3 separate regions of the Mus musculus genome follow, and all the other regions are linked to region 1. A link is a loop called in an ENCODE intact Hi-C map of the cell type or tissue named here. Cell type or tissue: heart. All regions are shown on one strand. Links, peaks and the distances in the headings refer to the core of each region. The heading gives the core; the rest is flanking DNA.

Region 1 (7,589 bases), core at 1,934-5,933:
GACTGTTAAACAGAGAAACCCTATCTGAAAAAACAAACAAAAGATAAAACTAACAAAACAAATAAACAAAAAACCAAGAACAAGCTGGATGTGGCTGTAATCTCAGAAATTGGGGACAGGTGGATTTCTGAATTCAAGACTGGCCTCAAGGGGCTGGAGAGATGGCTCAGTGGGTAAGAACACCCGACTGCTCTTCCAAAGGTCCTGAGTTCAAATCCCAGCAACCACATGGTGGCTCACAACCATCCATAATGAGATCTGATGCCCTCCTCTGGGGTGTCTGAAGACAGCTACAGTGTACTTACATATAATAATAATAATGATAAAGACTGGCCTCAAACTCAGTTCCAGGATAACCAAGGTTACAAAAGCAGCAGACGAAGAACAAAGGATGTCTTTTACACTGTGTGGCTGTGCCACCTCCAGGACTGCTCCCTCTACTCTAACTGCATTCCAATAGGAGATGCTTGAGAGAGACACCCACAAAAACCAGCCAGGCAGCACCCGGTTTTCTAGCTGAGCCAAGCAGATAGGAGACAAAGATAGTTAGTGTTCAGTTGTTTACAGGGAACCACCATTGACTCTCTTCACAAAGCACAATCTCAAAACAAGGGCAGAGCCTCAGCCAGTTCTCCAAGGGAAACAAATTTTAAGGTCATGGTTCCCTGACTGAAACACAAAATTTCCCAGCACACACAGACCTGATGCTTGGATGAAAAACAGCCTCAGGTAGGTCTTACTGATTAGCCCAAGGAATAAACTTTTCCCTGAAGTCTAGATTAGACTTATTTCCTGCAATTCCCCCATCAATCGGTATTATTCCTTTTCATTCCTGTATTTAGTAGGGAAACTATTAAGATAAATTATAACTAATTTTGCATTCATTTGCTTAAAGCATTGGCTCAATTTACTTATCTTTTGCCTCTGCCTCCCGAGCTCTGGAATTAAAGGCGTGTGCCACCACGCCCGGCCATGCTTATCTTCTTTTGTTGTTTCCTGGTTTTTGTTTTTTTTTTCCACAGGGTCTCATAACCCAGGCTAGCCTTCAGTTTGCTATGTAGCTGAGACTGACCTCAAACTCATATCTCTACCTCCGCAAAGATAAGATTATAGGCTGGAGCCTCCAAGCCTGACTGCTTTATCATTTTTTAAAAAGACTTTTATAATGTACATATCTATACATTCACAAAAGCAGAGAACACCAGCTCTGTGAACTAACTACCAAGACTAAAGTCAACAGATAACCAGTGAGGAGCTAGCACACTTCTCCCACATGCCCAACCTCTGAACATTCTACTGTACACTGCACTCCAGAGATGAGTCACACCAACTGTCAGCATCAATTTTCTGGTTATTAGGTAGAATTCAGCATTTCCCGTGTGTGTTATATCATGACAACTTAAAACTCCAAGAAGGAGTTTACAAAGGAGATTAGAAACACATCACACCAAGTCCATATGCTTGGTGTGAAGATCAATTTTGAGTGAAATCCATGGTAAATTTTGGAACACTTAATAAGCCCTGTAGGTTCTATCTCATCTAACCTGTCAATCTGGCTCCGCCTCTTTATTTCATTTTACTTGATGTGTGTGTATAGGGTACGGGCTCACACTTGACATAGAAAGATCACGTGTGGAAGTCACCACAGCTTGCAGGAGTTGGTGCTCTCCTCAATCTCCTAGTGGGATCTAGGGATCAAAGTCAGCTCAGCAGGCTTGGTGACGGCCGCACTTACCTGCTGCTGTCTCAGCAGCCCTCGGTGCAGGCGCCTCCCAGACACCACATACGTTACATTTTAAAACCTCTCACAGTGAATCCTGGAGCTTTCTTAAATGTTTCCAAAATATCTGCTGGTCATGTTACTCCTTTTACCATTCCAAAATGACTCATCGCCACTTTGGAACAAAGTCAACACCCTGGATAACACCAGGTCTTTCCATCCTTGGTTCCTGTCTGTCTGTCTAGTGTCATCCTTCCCATGTCCCATCGTGCTGTAGCTCTGCACCTGTCCCTTCATCTGCCCTTCCCCCTCTACTTGCTCCTACTGTATCTGTAAAAGCCCAGATGTGCCCAGAATCTACTGGGACATTTCCTATGATGCTTTACAGCATTGTGGCTTAGTTGCCTCTCACACTGCTCTGGGTCCTCTCCACAGAGAGTTCCAGAAACGTAAGAGCACACAATTGTCCTTGCTTCCCCATCCCCCATCATGCCCCGCCCCCCAAGGACAAAGCAGAGTGAGTGGTAGCTGGCAGAAAATAGACTGAGGCACGAACTGAATACATGTCCTTAATGTGGTCATCAGCCTCTCTCGGGAGAGCTATTTACTAGCACATGTGTTCATAAACACATTAGAAAAACCTTACAGGATCAGGTGACTTTAAATGCCAATTGTAAACACAGGATGTCAGTTAGATGACAACACCTATTACCATGCTTTTCTCTGGAAGATTAGTTCTTTCTTTCTTTCTCTCTCTCTTTCTTTAAAAGATTTACTTATTTCATTTATATGTAAGTACACTGTTGCTCTCCTCAGACACCCCAGAAGAGGGCATCAGATCCCATTACAGATGGTTGTGAGACACCATGTGGTTGCTGGGAATTGAACTCAGGACCTCTGGAATAGCAGTCAGTGAGCCATCTCGCCAGTCCTAGTTCCATTTTCTTTTTCTTTCTTTTTTTTTTTTTTTTTTTTGGTTTTTGGCTTTTTGAGACAGGGTTTCTCTGTATAGCCCTGGCTGTCCTGGAACTCACTTTGTAGACCAGGCTGGCCTTGAACTCAGAAATCCACCTGCCTCTGCCTCCCGAGTGCTGGGATTAAAGACGTGTGCCACCACACCCAGCTACCTAGTTCCATTTTCTACAGGGAAGTCTGCTCTTCCAAGTGTCCAACGTCATGCTGGGGTGCTGAATGCTTCCCTTCCCTGGGAAAAGCCCCAGTCATTCTCACAAAGCTAAAGCTCATGTGAATGCGATGTGGAAACTTGTGCTGTAATTACAGGGAGTAGGCACCCTTCCCCCACAGGCATGGTCAGTAGCAGGATTTTAAAATATAATCACAAGGGGCTGGCAAGCTGGTTCACAGGTTCAGTCCCCAGCACTCACGCGGTGGCTCACAACCATCTGTAACTCCAGTTCTGGAGGATCCAACACCCTGTTCTAACCTCCATGGGCACCAGGCATTCCCATGGTGTGTGCATACACACTCTCTCTCTCTCTCTCTCACTCACTCACATTCTCTCTCTTCTCTCTCTCTCTTTTCCAGGCAACAGAGTTATACACATAAATTCTAGAAAAAAAACATAACATTCACAAGCTGGACTTGGTAGCATATATCTGAGACCCTAGTACTTGAAAGAGCAAAGAGGCTCACCTCTGGTTTGAGGCCAGCCTGGTCTATACCATGAGTTCCAGGCCAGCCAGGGATAAAAGCAAAATTTGTCTCAAAAAACTCCATTCCCAAAAGAGAGTTGGGGAGCTGGGGAGGTGAGGAGCTGGGGTGCTAGGTCGGTTAGTAGGGTTCTGGGATGGTGACACAAAATTCCACCACTGGAAGACTTGTGACAAGAGGATTCTCTGGAACCCATATAGAGGAGGGAGAGCCCCTACAGGTCACTGTCCTTGACACACTACACCTACACTCACTCTTGCATGCACACACTCATTTCATAAGCTCTGCTGTACCCACCTCCTATGTACCTAGTAATACAAAAAGAATGTGGAGGGGGGAGTTAGACTTTGCAAACTGGGTCATAATGACAGTGGTTTCTATCACTCCCTATCGCCCCACTTCCCTTACAGATAACTCTTCTGAGGGAAGGCAGATACCAACAGAAAACAATGAGGACTCCTGCCACTGGTCTTTTGAGTCCACTATCTTGGATTTGGATCCCCCAACTTGGCGAGAGTTACTGGGCCATCATCACCCAGGTAGACTGATTCCCTACCCACAGAAAGTGTTGACTAATAAAGGTTGTTTTATTTTGTGCATTTGGGGAAGACCGCATATTGTAGCCCAGGCTTATCTCAAACTCCAAATTCATATGTCTCAGCCTCAACTTCTGGGATTACAGAAATCCACCACCACACCTAGGATAAAGATTGCTAGGATAAACCAATAAACTTCTTGTTTGTTATAAAGCAACATATAAGGAATACAAGGAGGCAATGGAAGGAGTAAGAAAAAACGCCAGTACAGAGAAGAAACAGACAGCTCGGTGTAATGAGGCAGGAAGATTGCTTCCAGTTCAAGGCAGCAGGAGGCGGTGGTGGCCTTAAAAGAACATTAGAACTGTGAGGGTGGAATATGAAGACAACCCCATCACCAACCACTCCTGACCGTACCCACCTCACTGCCTTGGGCCTGAACTTGAAGAACATGAACTGATTCTCACTGATACTAAACACACGGGGCCCAAAGAGCGTTAGGATTTAAGGAACATGTCCACCGGAGCACAAAGTTCCTCTGGTAGGTCAACCCCTGTCGCTCCGGGTCACCACAGCGCCCTCCAGGGAACAGACACGACGGAGCAGAGATTTGTTTGGCCAAGTTGAGCACGCTTGAGGGTGCCAGGCCCTGTGCACTGCTACTCTGGGAGCTCAGGCGGGGCCGACCTTAGCTGTGAGCTGCAAGTGGAGGCGGGACCCGCTCCTGGCCCCCACTAGCTCCGGGCGATCGAACGCAGACGGCTTTGGCCGGAACCAGCTCGCGCGTTAAGAGTTACCTAGTCCGATCCTGACCTGCTCTCGGACCTGTCCGCGAGATCCTGCTCCTCAGCAAGTGGTACAGGACTGGCGAGGCTGGCTCAACTGCGGTCCCTGGAATCCGGGATCCACATCCCCAAGGTTCCCGGGAGGACAGCGGCTGAACAGGAGTACAGACTACGCCGGACAGCAGCGCCCCTCCCCGGCGCACCCCGGTCCGCCCGGCCCCGAGGGCAGCGTGCCACGCCCCCACTGGGCCCACCCAGGAGGCCCGCCCCGCAGTAGGCCCCGCCCCAGAGAGGCTGTGACCCCCCCCCTTAGTTCGGCCCACCTGAACTGTGCGTCACTTCCTGCCAGCGGAAGGGGCGTACCACAGCGATTCCGTTCTGTTGACTGAGTCGGTTGCTTAGCAACACGGCCACTGTGTCCAGTGTTGCCCTTTTCGAGCAGAGAGCCTGTTTGTGCAGGAGCATTTTGGCATGATAATGCTGTGATGGCTTAGGCCTGGTGTTCCCATACTAACCCCAGGAATCCATGAATGGAGACAAGACAGAAGGCCCATGCTAAGGCTTCTTTTTTCTAGCCTGCGTATCTTTCCGATCACTTACTGGCCACGGTATTTTCTTTCCTCAGTGCACACGCAGGCACATAGAGACACACACTACGACAGAAAGGGAAGATCAGAGGACAGTTTTGTAGAGCTGGTTCACTTTCGCCTTTATGTGGGTTCTTGGGATCGAACTTAGGTTACAGGCTTGCACAATAGCTTGGCAAGGACTTTTACTCTCTGAGTAGGCATAAATTTTTTGCAACCTACTTTTTTTTTTTTTTTTTGGTTTTTCGAGACAGGGTTTCTCTGTGTAGCCCTGGTTGTCCTGGAGCTCACTTTGTAGACCAGGCTGGCCTCGAATCAGAAATCTGCCTGTCTCTGCCTCTCCAGTGCTGAGATTAAAGGCGTGTGCCACCATGCCCGGCTGCAACCTACTCTTAATAAGGGTCCAACCTCTCCTCTAGCCTACAACCCAGCAGAGGCAGTGGAAGAGAAAAGTTATTAGGATATGGGTGAAATGGACCGGTTCAGCAATAATTCTTTAGGGGTGAGCTAGATCTTCTTGGGCAGCAGTTCAGTCCCATAGCAAACACCAAGTACAATTCAGCAGCTGCAGACCAGTCCTCTAGGGGGGCAGACACCAGACACTAACCACCAGCTGCAGTCCAGTCCTCTAGGGGGGCAGACACCAGACACTAACCAGCAGCTTCAGTCCAGTCCTTTCAGCAAGCAGACACCAGGCAGCTGTAGTTAAATCCTGAAGAAACTTCTAGATTTGCCAACCAGCCTGATGTGAGGCCGCAGAAGCTGCAAGCTGCCATAGGAACCTCACAAGCAGTTCTTTGGATAATTTCTCTCAATGGCAGTGTTACCACAAGGTGAGCTCAACAATGCTATGTAAGGCGAACAAATACATGCGTGTCTTTAGCAAAGAATAGCAAGGCAGAGCAAACCAAATCTCAGTGCTCCTCTCCCACTGTCTGTGGGGTCACATTTATACTCCTTTATCAAGAGTCCTTACACGTGTCTGCTATATCCAACAAGCATCCTTTCACTTGTGTCTGCTTCAGGAAAACAGTCTTTTATGTGTTTGCTTTATCAAGACATCCTTTCAGCTAGGCAGTGGTGGCGCACGCCTTTAATCCCAGCACTTGGGAGGCAGAGGCAGGCGGATTTCTGAGTTTGAGGCCAGCCTGGTCTACAGAGTGAGTTCCAGGACAGTCAGGGCTACACAGAGAAACCCTGTCTCAAGAAAAATGAAAAAAATAAAAAATAAAAAAGACATCCTTTCATCCGTGTGTCTCAGCAAACCATCATTTGGCATAGCTAACTTTCTAAAGAACTAGAAGTTTCCTCTTGGTGTGCCATTACACTGATTTTATATAGTGCTGTTAATCTAACTCAGAGCTTTGTGGTTGGTAGATAAGCGCCTTACCAATTCAGGTACAACCCTAGCTGCTGCTGCTTCTTCTTCTTCTTCTCCTCCTCCTCCTCCTCCTCCTCCTCCTCCTCCTCCTCCTTCTTCTTCTTCTTCTTCTTTAAGATGGAGTTCTTATTTAGCCCAGGTCAGCCTTGCATTTTTTTTTACATATTTAAGGCTAGTTTTAAACTCCTGTTTTTCCTGCCTCTATCATTTGGTGGGATTATAGGCCTGCAACACTACACTTAGTGATCTGAAGGTTGGGGAAGGTTATGGGAGCTTAACCCATGGCCCAGTGTATGTTAGGCAAACACTCTTATCACTGTCACTGATAAGACCCAACCCTCAATACACTTTAAATTGTTAATCTATTTATTGCTGATGGTGCAGTCTTATTACTGTGGATAATTACTCATTACTGTGTGTCCTGGAACTCACTCTGTAGACCAGGCTGGCCTCAAACTCAGAGATCCTCCTGCCTCTGCCTCCCAGGTGTCGGGATTAAAGGCATGCGCCACCACTGTCCAGCTGAGAGAATGTCTTGCTAAAGCAAACACATTAAAAAAAAAAAAAAGACTGGGGGATGAAGAGATGGCTCAGTGGTTAAGAGCACTGACTGTTCTTCTAGAGGTCCTGAGTTCAATCCCCAGCAACCACATGGTGGCTCACAACCATCTGTAATGAGATCTGATGCCCTCTCCTGGTGTGTCCGAGTATAGTGACAGTGTACTCATATACGTTAAATCTTAAAAAACAAAACAAGGGCTAGTGAGATGGCTCAGTGGGTAAGAGCTCCCGACTGCTCTTCCGAAGGTCCGAAGTTCAAATCCCAGCAACCACATGGTGGCTCACAACCATCCATAACGAGATCTGACTCCCTCTTCTGGAGTGTCTGAGGACAGCTACAGTGTACTT
Region 2 (7,589 bases), core at 2,077-6,076, 100 kb before region 1:
TCAAATTCCAGCAACCACATGGCAGCTCTCACCTGTCTATAACTCCAAGATTTGACACCCTTACACAGACATAATACATGCAGGCAAAACACCAATACATATAAAAATGAATAAAAAACAATGAAGTAAAATGCACGCTGGGCACATTCATTCCTGTATTCTTAGCATTTGGAAAGCTTGGGCAGGGCCATCCTAAGTTTAAGGCCAGCCTGAGCTACACTCCATCTTGGAGTGGTATGGTAGCTCTGCCTCTTCTAGGGACCTACATGAGCCCTCTTTAATAAGCTCTTATTCTTCCTGCCTTCATAGTCACTTGCTCTATGATAGAAAAATTAGCATCTGTTTTAGTACCATTACGGGTTTTCTCACTGCTGTGTCTCCAACTCCTTGTCCTCGTAGGCAGAGAGGCCCTGGCCACCCCACTCCCACCCCTCAACCCCTGAACCCAGTGTCAGAAACGATGGAAAAAGAAGATTCATGGGGGTGAGACGTAAGCCAGGGATTGGTTATGGCAGGGAGATAGCTGGCTGACAGCGAGGGAATTGGGCCACCTGAGTCCTTTGAGCATTCTGGGTCACATTGGGTCCAGATGGCTGCTGTATTCTATAATGGCAAATAAAACATATAAGACCACATGTCTTCTCTACCAGGGATTCAGTTGCATCCCCCGACTTCTGCACTGGGTAGAGGGGGCAAGGGACAGACAGAAACCAGCAGAGCCTGAAGCCCCTCTTGCCCTAGAATTGAAGATCACAATGGTCCTTCTCTTCCTGAGTTGTGGCATGGACAGTGGCCATTCTGTAGCTGGCCCTCTGCCATGCATTTTCCTGCAGTGTATCACTAGGCCAGACCCTCTGTAGTGTGCATACCAGGTGGTGCCAGGTGACTTTCTTTGTATCATTTTTTTCTAAAGATTTATTTATTATTATATGTAAGTATACTGTAGCTGACTTCAGACACACCAGAAGAGGGTCAGATCTCATCACAGGTGGTTGTGAGCCACCATATGGTAGCTGGGATTTGAATTTAGGACCTTCAGAAGAGCAGTCAGTGCTCTTACCCACTGAGCCATCTTGCCAGCCCCTCTTTGTATCATTTAAAAAATTTTTTTTCATTAGAAATTTTCTTCATTTACTTTTCAAATGCTATCCCCTTTTCTAGTTTCCTCTCTGAAAGTCCCCTATATGCACCCCCCCCCCCGCCCTGCTCTCCAGCCCACCCACTCTTTATATCATCTTTTTCTGTTTTGTTTTTGTTTTTGTTTTTTGAGACAGGGTTTCTGCATAGCCCTGGCTGTCCTGGAACTCACTCTGTAGACCAGGCTGGACCAGGCTGGACCAGGCTGGACCAGGCTGGCCTCAAACTCAGAGATCCGCCTGCCTCTGCCTCCCAAGTGCTGGGATTAAAGGCGTGTGCCACCACACCCGGAGCTCTTTATATCTTTTTTTTTTTTTTTTTTCCGAGACAGGGTTTCTCTGTGTAGCCCTGGCTGTCCTGGAACTCACTCTGTAGACCAGGCTGGCCTCGAACTCAGAAATCTGCCTGCCTCTGCCTCCCGAGTGTTGGGATTAATGGTGTGCACCACCACGCCCGGCTTCTTTGTATCATTATTAAAAGACACTTTATTTAAAAGTATTCCTATGTCAAGGTGGAGAGATGGCTCCGTGGTTAAGAGCACTGACTGCTCTTCCAGAGGTTCCAAGTTCGTTTCCCAGCAACTGCATGGTGGCTCACAACCATCTCTGATGAGATCTGACGCCTTCTTCTGGTGTGTCTGAAGAGAGTGAGAGTGTACTCACATACATACGTAAAATAAAAATAAACCTTTTTTGCAAAAGTATATTTCTATGTCTACATTGAGGAAAAGAATTTCTGCTCATGAGTTTGGGTTTTTAAAACTCTTGATTCCTGGCAAGAAACATGAGCAAATGCCATGAAAATTTAGTTAAAGCTGCTAATGGCAATTCTGGGAGGAGCAAAGGCATTTCAAGGCTCTCAAGTGCTGTCCTTTACCCTCTCATTGCAGAAACTCCCTCAAGGTCTTCATAATTTAATCCTTTTACCCCTATTTATAATTTCTCCCCCACCACACCCCCCCCCCCCAGCACTCCTTAGCAGGCCGTTGCATTTCCTCCAGGCTTCCTGATTCCCTTCCTGTCCCTGCAGGGCAGGGGTCCCGAGGAGCTGGAGGCCCGAGGGCCCTACTCTGGTCCCAGGGCTTGGGGATACCTACCACCGTGGGCCAGCAGGAGGATGGACGTGGACTTGATCCCGAGAGCCTGGCCTGGCCGCAGCAGCAGCTCTACAGAATCAAGGCAAGCATTGGGGTCCGGGTTTGGGAGTGGGGAGGATGCCCAAGGCCAAGGCTATCTACTGCTCACTCAGTGGTCGTGATTGTTTCTTCTAATGGTATGAGGCTGAATGGTCTGGGTCAGGGGCTGCTAGAGAGTCTCCAGTGCCCAGAGGCCGGAGGACCTGAGGCTGCATTAGATGGACAGAAGTGAACATGAAACTTGTCCTGGCATTTGAGGGGGGGGGCACTATCTATACCCCAGCCCCAGACCTGAGGCTCAGTGATGAGTCTAGGAGGGGAATTTGTCAGGCTTGGTCACCCTAGTAGCTATAGTTCAAGTGGTTCCTTCTCTATACATAGCAATCCTGGTCCTCGGTACTGTGCTAAGTCCTCTTAAGGGACAGGTGGCAGGGTTAGGATCACCCCAGTCAGCTGTGGGTTTAGAGTCTGAAGCCAGTACTACTGCTTTTGCCTGTGAGCCATGAAGAAGGGACAAGGCAATGAGGGAGAACAATGTCCAGAACAAAACATGGCAGTGGCACTGGCAGCAGCAGTATAAAAGCATGTAGATGGCAAGTGCAGATGCAGCCAGTATAGGGTGGTATGGGTACCAGGAGTCCTCTGGCCAAGGTGAGGTCTGGGTGGGTGCGTACTAAGCCTAGGTCACAACTTTTTGTCTGCAAAATGGACTACCTGAGAGGTGTCAGGGGCTGATTTGACTGGTAGATGACATTCTTAAGTGCAGTAATTACTTGTGTTCACATATTTCTCCTTGGGATGTGGCTGACCGAGGGTTGAGACCTGCCAAGTAGAGAGTTGTGCATCTATGTTCCTGTGGTGGGGCAAAATGGAGTTGACTCTTTGCGCTTGCAGACTTAGCAAGAGATGCCTTGCAGACATTATAAGTGTTATGTGTGTATTTGTGTGGAGGGCGACCAGCTACCCAGAAACTCTACTCTCTCAATAGCATCTGCGATCAGATATGAGTGGTCTGCCTTCAGTGTACTGGCCTAGGGTTCAGTGATGGCTGTGGTTGTTGAGCGCGCTCAGGGCTGTTTCCCATGGCACCTTTCGGGACGAGCAGTAGTCGTTGCCCCATTGGGCATCCTCCGCGGCTACGTTTCTTTTCAGCGGCACTCCTAGTTCACGCCCCGCCTTCACCACCGCAAGACAGTGCTTGGCTCCTGAGTACGCCGCAGTCCCGCCTTTCGCTCAAGACTCTGCCCCTTACTCTTCTTGTCCTCGGACTCCCACCCGCCCCGTGTTAGAAGCTCCGCCCCACACCGTGGTTCTGCCTCTACAACGAGACCCAGCCTCCGCAGCAGTCCCGCCCCACACCACGGCCCCGCCCCCGCACTTCCGGGCGGCGCCGGCGGGGGCGCTCAGGCCTGGGCTTCAGGGCTCTGGGCTCAGGCTCCCGGCTCAGGGAAGCGCTTGCGGCCGCCGCCGCAGGAGCCTGCTGGGGTCGGGCTGGAGCCTGGTTCCAGAGAGGGCTGGTGAGAGTGAGCAGCCGGTTTTGGCGGCGCTCTGCGGCCTGCCTTGCGCCGCCTCCGGGCCACGGGTCGCCGAGCCGCCGCCGCCGCCGCGATGGGGGCCCCCCAGGGCCGCGCCCCCGCCGTGGCCCGCCCGCTGAGCCGCCGCTGAGCGCATGGGCCTCGCCGGGCCGGGAGCCAGGCCCCGGGCCGCGCCTCCACAGCCGCCGCGCGCTGGTGAGTAGTGGGAGCCGACGGGCGCGCTCCTGTGGCGCGGAGGCCTGCTGCCCGGGGCTGCGGGAGTAGGCCGCGCTAGGCCGGCGTACGCGGACCCGGAAGAGAGGGGCGCGCGGGTTGCGGGCGGGAGGCGTGCCGGAGCGCGGCCCCTGATGTGCGAGGTTGTGCCCGGCGTAGGGAGACCTGAGATCCAAGGGGACGTTGAGCGGAAGAGGTGGCAGGCTCCGCAGTATGAGTAGAGGCGTGGGGACTGCATGGTATGCTAGGTATATATGAGGAGAAGGGCTTGGGGGTGGGGGGGGCGATGTGCCAGGGACAGGACGATAGTAGGGCATGGGGAAAGCAAGGCCTGTTTGAACAGGACCAGGGACTAAGGAAAAGCAAGGATTCTAAGAATGATGTACAGGTGGGTGTGTGTCTGCCGAGTGTGGTGTACTGTTGATGGGTCTGGGACACATTTAGGATATGGGTGAGTGGGTGCTGAGAAGCTGCTGGTGCTAGACTGTGTGTGTGTCTTCCTTTGCGCTATCCCCTAGTCCCTATGAAAAAGTAAAGTAGGGACGAGTAAGAACAATCCAAGGAGGGCACTCTCTGGTGTGGTTTGGCTTGCCAGATAACCACTTGTCCTGGTGTTCATTGCCTTACTTAATAATGCTCCCCCCAAACAAAACAAATTCACCCAAAACCAAAGCCCAGAGCGAGCATTTTTAGTTGGGCATAAGGATTTTTTTCGGCTCATCTGAAGATAACTTGTAAAGAGTTCGCAATAACTGTGTACTCCTCCCCTTTACTCCAATGCGTTCCTTTACTCACAGTCCGTTTTGGAGAACATGGAGTCTGACTTTACCTGAGAGAGGCAGTACTAGCTGGTTTCAGTTTTAGAGCCCACTTCAGGGCCGAGAAAATATAGGGAGCACAGAGATTTTGTTTGATTTTTCAGCAGTATTGACTTGTCCTACATCTTTCAGAGAAACACCGTTACGACTTTATGTGATGGGGGACTGCACTAGATATGAAATGAGAGTCCTGACCTTTCAAGAATTTAATCAATGGCTCGTTAGTATGATAGTCATATTATTACTTCCACGTTCCACCTAAATCATAAGCTTGGAAGCTATACTTGAGTATAAGCAATATATACAAATACACCCAGGGCTGTGTGTTTTGACAGTGTCAAAGGGAATTTTATATATGATATCAGGTTTATATATTACCTTTATAGAGTCACTTTATAAGTCTTGGTTGCAGATTTGAGGCTGGATTTGGTGCAATGGGCTTTAGATTCTTACTGAATTATCATAGCTGCTTTATGTGTGGTATTTCTGTGTGCCTTAAGTGTTAGATGTTCTCTGTGGGAGCCCAGGGGTTATTGGAAATTGGGCTGTTTCAGTGTTAGTAATTTTGGGGAATGTTTCGTGTTCAGGTACAGGTAGCCAGGAGTGCAGGCCCCTTTTTCCTGTGATGATATCCTAGATAAGAGCATAGTAGACACGATGGGCTGGTGTGATGTTTTAGATATCCAATGTGCTTACCACATGCAGACAGAACTACCAGAAAGTGACTGAGGTTAAAGAGAGGTATAGGAGGTCAGTGAGCAGCAAACCACAGTCATAGGGCCTGTGAACTTAAGAAACAGGCTGGTCCTGCTGAGGCTGAGATTATAGCTTGCCTAAGAAGTCATTAGCTGCAGAAATGTCATAATTGTGACCCATCTCTTATTTGTACATGCCTTTTCCTTGTAGCCATTAGTAATCTAGCCATCAGCATTGTTAGCAGGTAAAGTGTGTATTCTGTGAGAATGAGCAAAAGATAGATTTCATGGAAGTCAGGGCTCAGCACTGTTGAATGGTAACCAAGGACAGCCACTCCCTTTTTGGTTGTTTTTTGTTTTGTGACGGTCTCTTATACCCTCTAACTCTCATGAAGCCAGGAATAACCTTGACTTTCTCATCCTCTGCCTCTACCTCCATACAGAGATGTGCATCATCACTCTCAGTTTTATGCAGTGCTGGGCATCTGGGCATGAAACCCAGGCCTCAAGCTTGCTAGGCAGCACTCTACCATCTGAGCTGCATCCCTAGCCCCATGACCTTGAATTCTCTTACTTGTTTTATTTTTGAGACAAGGTTTCTTTCTATAGTCCTAGCTGTTCTGGAACTCTGGCTGCTCTGTAGATCAGGTTGGCCTTGAACTCAGAGAGATCCATCTCCCTTTACCTCCTGAGTGTTGGGACCACCCACCGTCTGGCTGACCCTGAACTCTTGATCAGGTCTTGAATTCTCCCTCATTTTTCCAAGTGCTGAGATGAGATTATAGATTTGTGCCAATATACTGGCTTTATTTATTTATTGAGACAGTCTCTCATTTTATAGCCCAGGCTAGCCTTGACTCAGGATGACTCTCTTCTTGCCTCAGCCTCTGAGCTCTGAGATGACAGGTAGGAACCACGATGCCTGTCTTTTGTTTTTAGGATTTATTTTGTTCCAGTTATCTGACTGACATATGCCTCTCTCTAGCTCACTTTTAGCTGGGAACATTTGGGGCTGTGTTGCTATCTCCTCCTTGGATATGTTGAGAGGCACTGCTGGAGAGCCTGTGGGATGTAGCAGAAAGGACCAAAGATCATAGCAGAGGCTCCTATCCAAATCTGAACAGATTTGGTCCCTTTTGCACACCCTGCACAGCAACAAAAAATATAGTTTTTAATTTCTTAAGAGTATAGGTGGTATGGTTTTCACTTGGTCGAGCTAAGCCATATTCTCTGTATGCTTCTTTATCTAAAAAGCATACTTGTATTTGTAACTGATTTTTTTTTTTCTGTACCTTTTCTGTCTTTCCAAAGTCACTATATGCTATGAGAAGGGAATCTCCTTGTAAAAGAGAAATTAGCAACCAAGTACAGCAGCTTTTTGAATCTCTAAGGTTGTCTGTGTTGTTAATGTATAGATGCCTCTGAATGTGGACTGTGTCCTTCCATCACTGGTCCAAAGTGTGGAAGGTAGCCAGCCTATTATCACTTGATGTCTTAGCTGTTGAGAGCTGGAAGGACATCTTGCTGTGTGGTTGCTCATGAGGCATGCCAGGTATGAAAAGTAAAAGAAAAGACAGGAAATACAGAGACTGTTATACTTGTCATATGCCTGTCTACCTGAGGATCTGTAGTGCCTCTTTGTCTCTGAGTGTCACTAGGGCAAGAGAGGTGATTGTCTTCATGTATGAGGGGCCAGCTCACTGATGCTGGTGAGTGGAGACAGAGGCACCCTTCCTTTTCTCTAGCGACATTTCTTTAGCCAGGATGGGTGGTCTTCAGGCCTTATTATTGGAGGTGTCCCTTGAAGGAGAGATGTCCTCCATGACTCAGGCTTTCACTTAGTGTGAGAGGCATTCTTGTAAAAGTTCCAGAAATTGCCTTAATGATAGAGCAAAATTTGTGGCCAAATATGTCTCTGCTGGACGTCTGCATTGAGTCTCTGCTCCAAGTGGGAGTGGGAGGGCATCCCTGCACATCTCAAGAGAACCTCTGGTGTTTCCATGGACCACCTTTCCTAATCCTTGTCCTCTTAATGGTTTTAACAGGAGAGATTGAT
Region 3 (7,589 bases), core at 2,077-6,076, 120 kb before region 1:
GTGGGACAAGTACTTCCTGGAGCCCATGCTTCCTGTGTGCCTGCCCCACCTACCTGATTGTCACCTTTTCCCTGTAGAGGCTGGACTGGTATCTGAACACTTCTCCCAGGCCCCACAGAAGCTGTCCTTCTACAGCTGGTATGGCAGCACCCGGCTCTTCCACTTCCGCGTGCCCCCGGACACTGTGCTGCTCCGCTGGCTGCTGCACGTGTCCCAGGGAAGTCCCTCATGCACTGACGAAGAGATCACAGTGTAGGTACCCAGTATTCTGCACCCCCGGCACCTATGCCCGGCAGAAACCCCGACTCTCACCCCTGCTTGACATGATCTCTTCCAGGCATTTCCGCTATGGCGCCCCTCCTGTCATCAACCCTCTGGGCACCAGCTTCCCTGACAACACCTTGAGCCACGCCTCCTTCCATATCAGGGCATTGTTGAGCACCTTGATGCTGGACAACACCTCAGTCAACATCTCCCACCCTGCCCCTGGGGACTGGTTCCTGGTTGCTCACCTCCCTCCCTCCTCCCAGAAGATCCAGGTGAAGGTGAGGGGCTGACCTCCGGGGATGGAGGCTGAACCGCTTGATGCATGGAGGACCCAGCCTCTTGTCAATGTCTGGGCAGACCTTACTCTCAGCTACCCGACTCTAGATTCAACTCCGTCTTCTCCTTTGGCCTATGTCCTACCTTCTCTAACCCCTATCACTTCCTGCCTTATTCTCCCCTCAGGGCTTTGTTCCAACCTGTGCCTACATCTTCCAGCCTGATATGCTGGTAATGAGGGTGGTTGAAGTCTCCACCCTAGAGCCTGATGTTCCCCTCCCACAGACGCTGCTCTCCTACCCCAGCTACCTCAAGTGAGTGGATCAGGGAGGCCAAGTCTGTCCTGTAGCTGCAAACCTTTGGGTTTAGGGTGGGTGGTACCACCATCTCATCTTGCAGGTGAGAAAGCGTAGAGACGCGCTGGGAAGAGAAGTCAGATATCTCCCTGTAAGCATGTTAGGAGAAATAAGTGCCCAGTGCGAGCTAGCAAGTCTGAGTCACCACCTTGCCACAGGATCTTTGTCCCTGAATACACCCAGGAGCTTCGGTTGGAACTGCAGGGCTGTGTGTCCAGTGTGAGCCCCGGCTGCCCAGTACGTGTCACAGTGGGGGCAACCACCCTGCCTAGAAACTTCCAGAGGGTGCTGACTTGCACTGGCCTCGCTCCATCCTGCCATTTGCTACTGTCCTCTCCACCCTGGGGCCGGTGGTTACAAGTGACATTTGAGAGCCTGGCTGAACCTCATGTGACAGTGGGCTTTACTGCTAAAGCTGTCTTTACAGGTGGGCTCCATGGGAGGGGAGTGGGGCGGGGTGGACGGGCTCTGTCTACCTCCCCCAGAGCTCTGGGCTTTCTTCCGGTTGAGCCCCTTGTCTTTTTGACAGTATGTAGGCCATGGAGTGTGACCATCCATCATCTTATACAAAACAACCCAAACCAGACTTATGATACCTCTGCAATCCAGCTGTCCCAAAGCGCTGTCCACCGGGACCTGGGCAGGAGTAGCAGGGTGGACAGTGGCCCCTTCTGTCTCCTGAACTATCCAGTCCTGAGGGAGGACACAGATGTGGTGTCTGTACACTTCCAGCCCCTGAATGGGGCCTTCGTGCTAGTGCATTCAAGCATGCCTTCTGTAATGCAGCTCCGCCTTGATACAGGCATGGACAGCGGAGGCTCCTTCATCATCGTCCTGAGGACTAACAAGGTATCCTCTGGAAGCCCACTGAAGCAGTCTACAGCTGCTGGTAGCCTGGGCTTGGCTCAGGGTACAGGGTGACTTCAGCTCTGAGACTGGGGTGAAGGGACCTGGTAGGTGATAGCATGCTATCAATAGCATGGGCCAGAAGGGGATTCCTCCAAGATAAAAGACTTCCCCTACCCGAAGCCCTGTCCCTGGTAGAAGTTATAATTATATCTGTGCAAATGGACAGGGAAATGGCCAGAACAGGAGACAGCTGAAGATAATTCAGCTGAAGAAAATTTGGACCATGATGAACTTTGGGCTAGCAGGCGGCCTCCCTCCCCTCAAAAAAAGGACCCAGCATGACCGAGCTAAAGTACAAGGTGGGGAGGCAAACTGCTCCTTAGATGTCTTTGAGGGGTGACAATGGCTAACCTACCCTACTTCCCCTTCCAGACAGAGGTCACAAATGGCACCTTGGTAGCAGCTTGTGTGAATGCTGCCTCCCCTTTCCTCAGCTTCAACACTTCACTCAACTGCACCACAGGTATTCTGGGCAGGCAGTTTTGGTGGAGAGACTGACTGGCCCCTCTAGCCACCTCTGACAGGCCCTCCCACCCCATGCAGCCTTTTTCCAGGGCTACCCCATGTTTCTGAGAGCCTCATCTCACATGGCCAACCTCATCATGCCCTTCCCGGAGACAGACAACTGGTACCTCTCCCTGCAGCTTGTGTGCCCTGAGAGTCCTGAGTATGTGAATCTGGGCCTGGGCAACATGACATGGGCTGGTAGCAGTGGAGAGTGGGAAGCATCTATGAGTTTGGAGGGGTTCTCCTTTTCCACCTGCCCCCCATCCCACAGCAGCACAAGCAGGGGAAATGGGAATCCCAGCCATTGGAGCCTGGAGGGCTTGGCTCTAGGCCTGGGAGTCCTAGTGGTAGAGCCACCAACAGGAGCGCTACAACCAGCCTTCTCAGGCCACTTCTTTGTAGGGATTGTGAACAGGCTGTGGTTCGCGTGGAGACCATCTTGTATCTGGTGCCCTGTTTGAATGACTGTGGGCCCTACGGCCAGTGTCTCCTGCTCCGTAGATACGGCTATGTGTACGCAGGCTGCAGCTGCAAGGCAGGTGAGGATGAGCTTGCCAGGCCAAGCAGGGGTGACACTCCCTCCCACTCCTTCTCACGCTCCCCTGCTAACTTGGGACCCCCAGTCTAGGTGTAAGGGACACTGATTTGTGGGGGGGTTGGGGTGCTGCCTCCTGACTGTGGCATTGCTTGCATCCTGCCTGCCCTTACCCACTCAGTGCCTACAGTTGTCTGCCTTACCCACTCCTGTCTGAGCTGTGTCCTACTGCTCACGTTTTGTTGTGACTACATATTGATTCACACTTTTCCTCGACAGTCTCTACGTCTGTCCATGCATGCCACACTGGCTCCTACGTGTCCACATATCTCTACATCTGTCCCTACCAACTTATCACACCTGTCCGCCCTTACCTACACGTACTGGTTCACACAGCCTTCTCCATGTGCCTGCTCACAGCAGAACACACTTGGCCACGCCTACCTGTGTCTACACACACCCGTCCATACCTGTTTCCCTGTACCAACTATGCTTATCCCTCCTTCTCCACTCCTGACCATGCCTGCTATGGATACACGTGCTCGTCCAGACCCTCCCGTGCCTACATGCATCTTCCACTTTTGTCCCCACTTGCCCGTGCCTGCCCACTCTTGCATATACCAGTATCTATTAGTGCCGATTTCCTCCTCCTATGCCCGTGGATTCCCTCAGGCTTGTCTACACAGCATCCTCTGGGCGAGGAAGGGCCCTAAAGTTCAGAAGCTCATGCCTAGGTATTGCGTGGCCCCCAGGTTGGCGTGGGTGGAGCTGCACCGACAACAGCACAGCGCAGACCGTAGCCCAGCAGAGGGCAGCAGCGCTTCTGCTCACGCTCAGCAACCTCATGTTCCTGGCCCCCATTGCTATATCCCTGCACCGTTCCTTCCTGGTCGAGGCCTCTGTCTACTTTTACACCATGTTCTTCTCCACGGTAGGCTTGGCCCTAACCCTCTCGGGAACTCTGGGTGGGGAGGTCAGGTCTGCTTGCTCATCGCTTCACCTCATAGTTCTACCACGCCTGTGACCAACCCGGGGAGGCAGTGTTGTGCATCCTCAGTTATGACACGCTACAGTATTGCGACTTTCTGGGCTCTGGGGCGTCCACCTGGGTGACCATTCTTTGCATGGCCCGTCTGAAGACAATCCTGAAACAGGTGAGTGGCCTCTGATGCCAAGCCTGGGCTCCAGGGAAGCAGGGGCCCTCACATACAGTACATGACGTGGCAGAGAGGGATAGACCAGATAGGACTGGGTATCGGATCTCACAAGAGAACTCGTCATCCACTACTGGAGGACGTTGTAGGAAGCTGTGAGGGAAAGGTGTAGCCGTCAGGACGCCAGGAAAGAAGATGGGGACCGGGACCCTAATCTCAAAGAGGAGTCAGGGCAGGCCTCCCTGAGAAGCTGGAGCCATGTTCCTGGGTTCCTTGTCTAAGGGCACTTGGGGATTTTATGCAGCATCTGGACAATAGAGGTGACTCTTCGGTGCTTGTGAGCTGTGTCCTCTATAGCCTGGGTACTGCCCATCAGGGGCACCCATATCATCTCAAAGAGTGGGAGGAGAAAGTTCTGGAATTTGGAGATCCAGCAGGCTGAGTGTGGAGGGCATGAACTTTCAGGCAGTGGGCAGATAGAAACTTAGGCATGGGTCCCCTCCCAGGTTGCATCTAAGGCCACCCTGCTTGTAGATCCTGGAAGGCTTGGTATGCACGGTCATGCAAGTGTGTACAAGACTGCCCATTAGGAGTGGACATCATCACCTAGTCCTCCAAAGGTCCTTTGGACACAGTAAAGGGACTAGAGGAAGGGTACTTCCCTCCCAGGGGCTGAGCAGGAACGGGGCAGAGTCTTAAGAGGAGCCGACAGAGGAGAGGAGCCAGGATGTTGGGAAGCTGACCTGGGTAATCAGCGCCCCTGACCCCAGCGCCTGCCTATTGTGTCTCGTGCTATCACAGGTGATTCCAGCCAAAGGCTTCTATGGCCTCACAAACCACTGTGTCTCTCCTAGGTACTACTTGTCCTCGGCACACTCGTCATCGCCATGTCCTTGCAGATGGATCGCAGGGGCATCTGGAACTTGATGGGACCTTGCGTCTTTGCTTTTGTGATCATGGCCTCCATGTGGGTAAGGAACAGGGCATATAGTCTCCTGTTCAGACTCATGGAGAAGAGAGCCAGGCCCTTAATTCCAGTTATGCTGGGAGGGCTCCAAAACTCCACATCTGTTTAGAGTCGGTAGCAGCTACCCATAGAGCCCCAGTCTGGCTATGTGCCTTAGGTCTTGTGCCGATAACCACTAGGCATGAGGCCATATGCACTTCTCCTGCCCAGATCTAGATAGACCCCATACCTCTTGGCTCTGGGTCTGCACCAACCAACCAACTCCCATGTGGCTATCCACTCTAGATATACCGCTGTGGGCACCGGGGACAGTGCTACCCAACCTCCTGGCAGCGCTGGGTCTTCTACCTCCTGCCTGGCATCTCCATGGCTTCCGTTGGCATCGCCATGTATACTTCAATGATGACCAGTGACAATTACTACTACACCCACAGCATTTGGCACATCCTACTGGCTGGTAGTGCAGCATTTCTTCTGCCACCACGAGAGGAAAAAGCTGGGTCCTGGGCCTGTTTGCAGAAGTTCCCTTGTCACTACCAGATCTGCAGGAATGATCGGGATGAGTTGTACACAGTGACCTGATAAGGCTGGTTCATGGACACCTGAAACTCTAATGACCTCTTCAGCTAGGACAAGCGAGAGAGGTGCTTGTCTAGCCCCAACCAGGTTTCCATCTGAATAAAATTGTCCTGAGACGCTTGGCTTCTTTCTCCAGAGAAGACCCCCTCCACCCCAAAAAATCTTTATGGCTGCTGCCAATTCCTCTGAAGGTCACAGCTGTTTCCACCTGGAGCCCACAGGTGCCACGTGTGGGCTGATCACGCTGTTATGGATGGGGATACAGATAAGGGATTCCTGTGGTCCCCTTCCTTTGGAAAGCCGTGATATGAGACCCACAAGCAAGGAAGTCTGAGTGCACAGAGGTCACTCACTGTCTCTGACATCCTGTACCCTTAATGCCATCCTGCCTTGGCATGGGGATACCCTCCTGCTGCAGTTGCTATGGTAGAGTCCAGGGTCATCAGAGAGCTGATTAAGACCTGGAGTGCTGTGTGCTGTCCCTCCCTCATTGTCTGTTGGAGCAGGAGGCCTTCGGGAGAGCCTGAGGTAGCAGGCTGCTCAGCTGTATGAGGTCTGGCTCCAGAAGGCACACAATGCTCGCTAGTGTTCCCTTCTCTCTTAAGGGGTCCAAGGCCCCAGTCTGGTGAGCATTCTCCTGTGCTGGCCCTAGACACTTGGATGAGGCTGACCCCTACTGGATCAACTGAGGATTAAGGAGTGGGTTCTGGATCCCCAGCCCAATCTTTCTGGTCTCCTGGGGTCACTGAGCTGGTAGTGCTGTGTGCCCAGGCCATTTGGTTCCCACTGTGAGGCTCATCTGCTCTGAGTACTGGGATTGCAGGTGTGGGCTTCTGGGCTCCTTCCCAAGCTACTAACATCCTTTATTTGGCACCAAAGCACACTTTAGCCCCTGAAAGGGGAAATGTGTATATTCTGTTGGGGGTGGGGGGCAGGTGGTAAAATGTTACTGTTCTAAGATATGAAGGCATATTTTTATGTAATTGGTGAATTTAATATTCTACAATAATTTTTCAAATCAAATGAGTGGTCTTTTTTTTTTTTTTCCTTGCGTCCCTGGAGGGAAAGGGAGGTTGAGCTCAGGGTAGCCTTTCCCAACAGGCTTGCCAAAGCTGCTGGGGAACTCCTGGGCTGCACTTGGCAGACGGTGCCTTGAACCCATTCGCAGTAGATAATTTTTCATGGTCCCTAAAGGAGGCGGAGGGAAAGGGATTAGTTTAGATGGACGGGCGTTGCTGCCAATTGGCAGCGAGCGAAGGCGCACGTTCGGTGACGCTATTCCGGTTCCGGGAGGCGCGGGCGCGCTCTCCTAGAAGTAGAGGGTCGCGCGATGCCGCTGCACAGGTATCCTGTGCACCTGTGGCAGAAGCTGCGGCTGCGGCAGGGCATCTGTGCGCGCTTGCCCGCCCACTTCTTGCGCTCACTGGAAGAAGAACGGACGCCGACCCCGGTACACTACAAACCTCACGGGACCAAGTTCAAGATCAACCCCAAGAATGGGCAGCGCGAGCGCGTTGAGGACGTACCCATTCCAGTTCACTACCCTCCAGAGTCCCAGCAGGGACTGTGGGGTGGAGAGGGCTTGATTTTAGGCTACAGATACGCCAACAACGACAAGGTGGGTGCGGACCATCTCGGCTGTTCTGCATGCTTTGCTGAGCAGGCGCTGCTCTGGGCGCCACAAACGGTCAACCAGACTAACACAAGCGTTTTGTTTACGGAGCAAGCTAACTCCGATAGCAAAGTCTAGTCCTGAAGTGGGGTGGTCCTGGATCAGATAGTATCAAAAGTAAGGACAGAGTGGGGACAGTGGTGGAGAAAAGGAAGGAGGAAGGATAGATTCGAAGCTTGTGCCGAAGAGGAGGGAGAAGTGAAATCTGCTTGTCACCTGCTAGTTTCTATGCGCATTTCCCTCATTTTTAGGACGGAATAACTTTGCTCCTAGTACATAAAAATCAAAAAGACCGAGATGACTGCCTGGAGTCTATCTCTTCTGGTGATACTCTGCTCCTAGGCAAGCCCTGTGGGAGGAGAGAGTA

What was found. Peaks named below come from ENCODE experiments on the same cell type or tissue, not always from the same donor. Only the 100,000 strongest peaks of a DNase experiment are listed, where the experiment ranks them.
Region 2: it touches region 1 in a loop (4-fold over the local background); 18 of 42 quality-filtered maps call a loop at or near these places.
Region 3: a loop joins it to region 1, with 2.6 times the contacts of the local background. A loop is called at or near these places in 18 of 42 quality-filtered maps.

The regions. Positions count from the first base shown.
Region 1 is chr17:26,239,266-26,246,854 of GRCm38, forward strand. It overlaps Fam234a (family with sequence similarity 234, member A), which reads right to left and starts at 4,977. Exons shown (of 13, transcript NM_001206335.1): 1 at 4,741-4,977. In heart, for the core only: CTCF peaks have their summits at 4,266 (motif pointing right), 4,513 and 4,862; a DNase peak (open chromatin) is centred at 4,946; H3K4me3 peaks cover 1,689 bases; H3K27ac peaks cover 1,326 bases.
Region 2 is chr17:26,135,040-26,142,628 of GRCm38, forward strand. It overlaps Axin1 (axin 1), which reads left to right and starts at 3,647. Exons shown (of 11, transcript NM_009733.2): 1 at 3,647-4,002; 2 at 7,579-7,589. Gm46600 (a long non-coding RNA gene) reads right to left here and starts at 3,713. Exons shown (of 3, transcript XR_001782196.2): 1 at 3,362-3,713; 2 at 2,234-2,302; 3 at 1,746-1,774. In heart, for the core only: a CTCF peak has its summit at 3,672; DNase peaks (open chromatin) are centred at 2,532, 2,892 and 3,612; H3K4me3 peaks cover 2,604 bases; H3K27ac peaks cover 2,069 bases.
Region 3 is chr17:26,116,682-26,124,270 of GRCm38, forward strand. Pgap6 (post-glycosylphosphatidylinositol attachment to proteins 6) reads left to right here. Exons shown (of 13, transcript NM_021793.2): 2 at 78-252; 3 at 338-545; 4 at 730-857; 5 at 1,058-1,326; 6 at 1,429-1,748; 7 at 2,181-2,271; 8 at 2,352-2,475; 9 at 2,718-2,854; 10 at 3,603-3,781; 11 at 3,858-4,004; 12 at 4,859-4,975; 13 at 5,257-6,573. The coding sequence ends at 5,553. It overlaps Mrpl28 (mitochondrial ribosomal protein L28), which reads left to right and starts at 6,822. Exons shown (of 5, transcript NM_024227.3): 1 at 6,822-7,168. The coding sequence starts at 6,881. In heart, for the core only: a CTCF peak has its summit at 3,654 (motif pointing right); DNase peaks (open chromatin) are centred at 3,584, 3,774 and 5,950; H3K4me3 peaks cover 64 bases; H3K27me3 peaks cover 1,914 bases.